Regions from separate parts of the Homo sapiens genome. Here all the other regions are linked to region 3. Evidence: read pairs that join two places in POLR2A ChIA-PET (ENCODE). Cell type or tissue: PC-9. All regions are shown on one strand.

What was found. ChIA-PET counts read pairs that join two places held together with the same protein. Peaks named below come from ENCODE experiments on the same cell type or tissue, not always from the same donor. Only the 100,000 strongest peaks of a DNase experiment are listed, where the experiment ranks them.
Region 1: POLR2A ChIA-PET joins it to region 3 with 7 read pairs; 3 of 35 experiments call an interaction of 5 or more read pairs at or near these places.
Region 2: POLR2A ChIA-PET joins it to region 3 with 8 read pairs; 5 of 35 experiments call an interaction of 5 or more read pairs at or near these places.

The regions. Positions count from the first base shown.
Region 1 is chr2:61,351,658-61,354,157 of GRCh38, forward strand. The region is part of intron 10 of USP34 (ubiquitin specific peptidase 34); the gene reads right to left. Among named protein-coding and RNA genes, the nearest start is that of SNORA70B, 64 kb to the right of the region's middle. In PC-9, no CTCF peak of the experiment used is centred here; no DNase peak of the experiment used is centred here; H3K4me3 peaks cover 412 bases.
Region 2 is chr2:61,380,056-61,382,555 of GRCh38, forward strand. USP34 (ubiquitin specific peptidase 34) reads right to left here. Exons shown (of 80, transcript NM_014709.4): 7 at 114-306. Among named protein-coding and RNA genes, the nearest start is that of SNORA70B, 36 kb to the right of the region's middle. RefSeq lists an enhancer at 692-1,193 and a silencer at 785-985. In PC-9, no CTCF peak of the experiment used is centred here; no DNase peak of the experiment used is centred here.
Region 3 is chr2:61,529,622-61,532,121 of GRCh38, forward strand. The region is part of intron 2 of XPO1 (exportin 1); the gene reads right to left. Among named protein-coding and RNA genes, the nearest start is that of XPO1, 7.5 kb to the right of the region's middle. In PC-9, no CTCF peak of the experiment used is centred here; no DNase peak of the experiment used is centred here; H3K27ac peaks cover 406 bases.

The DNA.
Region 1 (2,500 bases), 180 kb before region 3:
TATGAATTCTCTTCTGCTGCTTCTCTTTCAGGGTAAATATGCACAACCTAATACTGAAATATAAGGTGAAATACATGTAAGAAAACATAATACTGCAGGAATTCTTCTATCTTGGTGAGGCTTCTTATAAATTACACTATCTGCTTCTACTGCTATTTACTTTAACACCACTAAGTATCCATTTAAAAAACAATGGCAGTACTTCAATACTACAAACAGTATTTGATTTTAAGGACAAGTGAATACTCAGTAAGTTTACCACTTTTACAGGTCTTGACTAAGAATGTTAATTTAAATATAGTATTAAATAACATTACAGATTAAAATATGCAAGTTAAGTATCCCCTATCTGAAATGCTTGGAAGCAGAAGTGTTTCAGGTTTTGGATTTTTCCACACTTTGGAGTATCTGCATTATATACTTACCAGTTGAAGATCTCTAATTCAATAATCCAAAATCTTAAATGTTCCAATGAGTACTTCTTTGAGCACCATGTTGGCACTCAGATCTCAAACTTTGTAGCAGTTCAAATTTTAGAGTTTTGGATTAGGAATTCTCAATTTGTACTAACAGTTTTCTCTACTTTTTGCCAACAAGTAACTCTTACATGGTTTTTCTACTTAAAATATGATAAAAACACATATATACATGTTTATATATATAGTATATGTATATACTAAACTATACACTATATGTAATACATAATAAACTTCCAATTTTCTGCCAATTTAACCATTAATATAATGAAATTTCCATAATATACTTAATTTTGATAATTAAGTATATTATTGAAACCTTGTTGGGGTTTCTAGGGTATTAATCTGCCACTTGGTTATTTTTGTTTTGTTTTATACAGATGAAGTCTCATGATATTGCCCAGTCTAATTTTAAAACGCCTAAGCTCAAGTGATCCTCTTGCCTCAGCCTCGCAAAGTGCTGAAATTACAGGAATGAGCCACTGAGCTTATTTTTAAGTAACAAGACCCTTGAGAAAAAAAATCATAAAATCCTGTAACTGAGATTAAAAAAAAAAAAAACCCACTCTTTCAAATGTGTACATTATTTAATTCCACAGTACACAAAAAATATTATTAAGAATGCGTGGTGGTGGCAGCAGCAGAGGAGGAGGAAGAGGACAAAGAGGAGGAGGACAAGGAGGATGAAGAAACAAAGATGACGAAGAGGACAAAGACGATGAAAACAAAGACGATGAAGACGAAAAAGAAAAGGATATCAGGGAAGATGGGAGAACAGAAAACGCCAGGAATCCATTACTATACCAAGACAAAAAATGTACTAGCCGAATCAGATGTAAGTATCCTGAAACTCTAGAGTCAATCTGAACTTCTACACTTAACAATTTCAGCCTCCAATGCCATAGCTGCTACTGCTACCCATTTCTGACACGCACACTCCCAACCTGCCCATGCAATGACAGGCAGCTACGGAGACAACAATACAGGTTTCTGGTACAGCTTCTGGAGACAGGTGGGCAGTAAGGACCACGTCCCTGAACATCAAGATTCTCTGTTCCGACAGCTAGCTGATTGCTAATTCTGACTGGTGAGGTACAGGCACAGAGGCTGGCTGCCATTGTTTCAACACAAACCATCTGAAATGATTACTAGAGGTCTTAGAGTTGTACTTTTTTTTTGCGGAACAAAACAAAAAAGGAAAGAACAAAAAGTCCACAGAAAATATACCTGAAGTCCACCTGTTGCACTTCCTAGACGAATGTTTTTTTTTTTTTTTTTGAGACAGTCTTGCTCTGTCACCCAGGCTGGAGTGCAGTGGTGCGATCTCAGCTCACTGCCACGTGTGCCTCCCAGGTTCAAGTGATTCTCATGCCTCAGCCTCCCAAGTAGCTGGGACCACAGGTGTGTGCCACCACACCCAGCTAGTTTTGTTTTTGTTTTTGTTTTTTTTGTTTAGTTGGGTTTTTTTTGTATTTTTAGTGAAGACAGGGTTTCGCCATGTTGGCCAGGCTGGTCTTAAACTTCTGACCTCAAGTGATCCACCTGCCTCGGCCTCCCAAAGTGCTAGGATTACAGGTGTGACTCACCACTCAGCCACTAGACAAAGATTTTAAAAAACTTTATCTCAAAGATAGTAAGAGTAAAGACAGGAAAACAATGCATGAACAAAATGAGAATATCAGCAAAGGGACAGAAATTATAAAAAGGAACCAAAAAGAAATTATGGAAATGAAAGGTACAACAACTGAAATGAACAATACACTACACAAGGATTCAAAGGCAGCTCTGAGCAAGCGGAAAAAAGAATCAGCATACCCGTAAGTAGGACAACTGAAATTATCAAGTCTGAGGAAAAGAAGAAAAATGAATAGCCTAAGGGACCTGTGGGATACCATGAAGCAGAGCAACACATTCATTTTGGAAATCCCAGAATGCAAAGAAAAATGGAAAGACAGAATACTTAAATAACTAACTAAATAAATAACCAATTTCATGAAAGACATGAATCTACAAATCCAAGATGT
Region 2 (2,500 bases), 150 kb before region 3:
ATAAAATACTTAGCACAATGCCTAGTATGAAGTGCTCCATAAATAGTGGGTAGTATTATGATAGACCAGAAAACAAATAAACGATGACCAAAAATAAAACAAATACAGCTTACTGTTATCTGACTCAATCCAGCCAACCTCATAGTCAAAGTAGGTGACATAAAGTACTTAAATGCAAGATCTAGGCTTTCTTTATCAAAGCATAATGTTGTATCCAATGGTTCTTTGACTGTGCTCCACATTAAGTCAGCCATGTTACGAGCTGCACTCTGTCGTAACTCCTGATCCGAGAGCTTGCATAAATACCTGAAATGATTCAGAAATAGAAAATACACAAAAATTCATAAAGCATTTTTAAAGACCACTCAGTAACTTAAAATGTACATTGTAAGCATTAACATTTTTTGTGTCCAAAACCCACAAACCTCTGGTTTTCCTCTCAGGCCCTGCCTAATCTCTTTGGCAGATTCCTTCTCTGCTGTCCAACCTTTCAACATTAGTCTTCCTCAAGGCCTGTAATGGATTACAAAATGGCCACAAATTCCTCCCATCATTATATGTACAAGAATTTGCAATGTGACTTTGCTATTCCTCTCATCAAAAGGTGTAATCTATTTCTACACCTTAAATCTGGGCCTTGCCATGTAACTTGCTTTGGCCAATGAGATATTAATAGACATGACATAAGTGGAAGCTAGAAAAGCCTTTGAGCTTGCCTTCTCTTGCTGGGAACTCTAATCACCAACAAAACAAGGAACCAAGGTTAGCCTGCTGGATGAAAGAGAAGTGCCTGATGCTCCAACTGACATGAAGCCAACTACAAGACATATATGAGATTCCCGCTCACCCCACAAGACCAATCGGCATGGCAATCACAGAATGTGGGAACAAGGCTAACCTAGACCATCCAGTTTCAGCCAAGTCAATACAGATCAACAAAACTACCTAGCTAGCATGCTCGTTAAGAGTCATCACCACTCCCTAATCTCAAGTACCCAGGGACACAAACACTGCGGAAGGCTGCAGGATCCTCTGCCTAGGAAAACCAGAGACCTTTGTTCACTTGTTTATCTGCTGACCTTCCCTCCACTATTGTCCTATGACCCTGCCAAATCCCCCTCTGCAAGAAACACCCAAGAATGATCAATAAAAAAAAAAAAAATAAATAAATAAAAAATAAACAAAAAATGTAAAACTAAAAAAAAATAAAACACACACACACACACACACAAAACTACCTAGCTAACCAGAGAACTGTGAGAAATGATAAATGGCTGTTGTTTCATTTTTTCTTTTTTTATAAAACAAAGTCTTGCTTTGTCACTCACGCTGGAGTGCAATTGCTCAATCAGAGCTCACTGCAGCCTCGACCTCCTGGGCTCAAGTGATCCTTCCACCTCAGCTTCCCTGGTAGCTGGGACTATAGAAGCATGCCACCACGACCACCTAATTTTCTTCTGCACAGAGATGGAGTCTCGCTATGTTGCCCAGACTGGTCTTGAACTCCTGGGCTCAGGTGATCCTCCCGCCTCGGCCTCCCAAAAGTGCTGGGATTACAGGCATGAGCCACCATGCCTGGCTGGCTATTGTTGTAAGCCACTAAGTTTTGAGGGATGTTTTCTTACACAGCAAAACCAACCCATACAGAGCTCTATCTTAGACTCACCTCTACTCTTTTCCTGTATGCTCTCCTCAGGTGACTCCTATGGTTTTTAAATACCATCTTTACACTCACAACTCTTACATTAATGAAAACTGTTCTGAACTACAAGTTCATACTCCCAATTTGCCAGTGCCATTTAAGTCCCACAGGCCTCTCAAAGTCTTGTCTTTAAGTTCTCCCAGATTTTCACATCTCAGTAATGATATCCACAGTACAAATAAAAAAAATTGAGGAGGGGGGGTGCTGAATGTCATCCACATCCACAATGCTACCCTTTTCTTTATACCCTATAATGACCAGTATTATTGATTTTATTTTCACTTACATTCATCCAATTTTCAAAATCATCATTAACAATCCTACTGTAAGTAATCATCACTTTCCTTCCAGGACTAATATATAAACCTTTCAATTGGTCTCCTCCTAGCTTCTATTCCAGTCACCCTATATTTATGATCTATTTAAAAGCCAAATAAAACTTTTAAAAAATCATGAAACATCTGCTAAAAACCCTTCAATAGACTCCCATTGAAAAAATTAAATCCATACTCCTTACAGTGGCCTACAAGGTCCTGAATAATCTGCCCCTGCTTATCTCTCCACCTTCAAAACTATATCCCCTTACACATTATTCTCCACACCAATCTGCTTCTAGTTTGTGTCATATGCCAACTTCAAAGCCTATACTGACATGTTCCTTCTACAATACGTCTTTCTAATAATCATTTGAATAGCTGACTCACGTCCATCAGATATCACCCTTCAGAAAGGCCCCATACTCCCTCTGTATCACACTAACTTACTTGCATAGCATTCATCACTATCTGATTCTTTGCC
Region 3 (2,500 bases):
ACTGCACTCCAGCCTGGGCTACAGAGTGAGACTCTGTCTCATTACAAAAAAAAAAAAAAAGAAAGAAATTATATGCTTATCCTGGCTTTGATGCTTTATTTTAATCATGACCTTTTCCTCAGGTAGGAAATACAATACCACATTCATGACTATCCCATACATCAATCAGGAAAACACACTGCTACACACTCAATAACTTATATGGTTGTTCTCTACCCAGAAACCCACCAGAACCACTGTGGTTGCCTGAAAAGATCAGACGCCTGCTTCCATTGTGAGTCTGTGGTTACAAGAGTTAATGTGTATACTTTAAAATACAATCATACACATTTCTATTTGATTTCATTAAAGGACTGATGGGCATAATGTGTCATATGAGAAATGACAGAAGGCCGAAAGAATAATGATGTGGCTTATCTAGGGCCAAAGCACATTTTAGCAGTGTTTTGGTCTTCTCCCTGAGAATATCTAGCTAGATAACCTTATCTAACTAGAGGAAAAGTTGTATCAAAGATCCTCACACAGTAAAAGTTACTTGGTCAAGTTACCATTTTGTCAGATGCTTTGAAGTGATAAGCATTCTACACAGAATCAAATACTTCCCACACTATCACCACTCACATCAATCGCTACATAAATAATATTCTTTCCTGTTAGTTGTAATTTTACTCTCTGATGCTACTTCTAGTATTTGCATTCTGATTTATTCTAATCCCACCATTCTTACATAATGTTCTTTATAAACTTAAAACCCCAGCAGGGGTTTAAAAAAAAAAGACACAAAAGCAAACTAAAGAGAGAAAACCTAGCATCTCCCTTGTACTACTAACTGAATGGTGAAAGCATTTTAGTTGCTAAGCAATAGAGTTCAAGATCTTTAACAGAACACAATATTGGAGAAAACATCCAACTCTTCCCGCATCTTTTTTCTAGCTGTCTACTTGGCTAAAAATAGAAAAATGCTGATAACAGAGGGTAGAGGGTAGTCCTAATGTTACACTGCTAAATATCCTACTATACTAACCATGTATGCAGAAGTTCTGTCTACAGATTAAAAGTCACCCTTGTAAATAATTTCTTCCCCTCCCCCAAGTTACACATTCCTTTAAAAAAAAAAAAACCTACCTACAGCTTTTTTTCCCAGTTGACTTTAAAAGCTTAATTAGCATAATAAATTTTTCTTGTCATTAGTGCATATTTTATGAGTAGCAAAAAAAAAATTTTTTTAATTTTAAGCAATGAGTATCACATATGCTAAATCATTTTCATTATACTGCTAAATGTACCCTTTAAGCTGAGTGCCTTCTACCTATCAAGCACTGTAATAGGTGCTTTTAAACCTCATAACTAACCCTCCAATCTCTTGTAGGACAGGTCATATTTGTACATGGGACTTAAGCAATGACTAGAGAGAGCTTCCAAGAATCAAATTAAGACGTCTAACACTAAAAATCATGTTTTCCACTATAGCAGCTCGCTGCTACTACTACTCCTTTTCCTTTGAAATAAGACCCCCAAGGAGGTGGTAAACGAAAAGTAGACTGAACTAACGACATAGGACTTTTAGAGACCAAAAGGACTCCTTAACCAGCTTTAAGCTCTAAATCTTGTTTCTTCATTTATAATACAAAATAAGTTTGCTAGTTATTTCTACGCAACTGATTTTGTCACATGATCTATTAACTACTGCAGACAAAATCCTTTTACTTTGGGAAAGTTAACCTATTGTCCTTACAAACAAAAAAATTTAGAAACACTTTTCTTAATCTACTTTTTATTAACAAGTCAATTTTAAAACAAACCATTAAATTTCTTAATACTATGAAACATTATTAAAAGCAGTATTGCTGTAATATATTCTCAATTACAAAAATTGCCACTAATTCTGTTACAAGCCATGAAGAACACTGCTCTATGTTGGTTTATTTATCATACCTTTAGATGTAGTGAACTAGTTTAGTGTGAAGATTAAACAGTATTAGTAGCTGAATCTATGCGGAAAAAATTAAATGCCCTTTTTCCCAATGGCTACAGACCTGTGCTTCCAATATTACATTCAGAGTTGAACCCAACCTTACTTTCATAGCTTCCTCCAAAAGCAGCTGCTTTCTATGCATCCATGCTAGAAGAAATGAAGCTTAAAGCTTCATGTTGAATGTATAGCATGAGTAACAACTAAATGACAGGGATAATAAATACGGATGGTTAATTTTTTCAAGAATGCTTTAGGAGATAATATACTGATCAAAACGCCCTAAAAGTATAAACCTGGGCTAACAAGCTTACAGAATCACTGCAAGAGTAATTTTTTCTACTTTTAGCGTTTCCATGGACCTTTTTCAAGTTTCTACTATAGTAAAAGCAGTACTGTTGCATTTCATAAGGGAATGGAAACATTTATACATGATGCTTTTTGGACTACTATAAAAGATAGTACTGTATCCACCTTATATATTTTCAGAAAGTGTAATGGCACTCAGGTTTAGGTTTTTTTATTTTA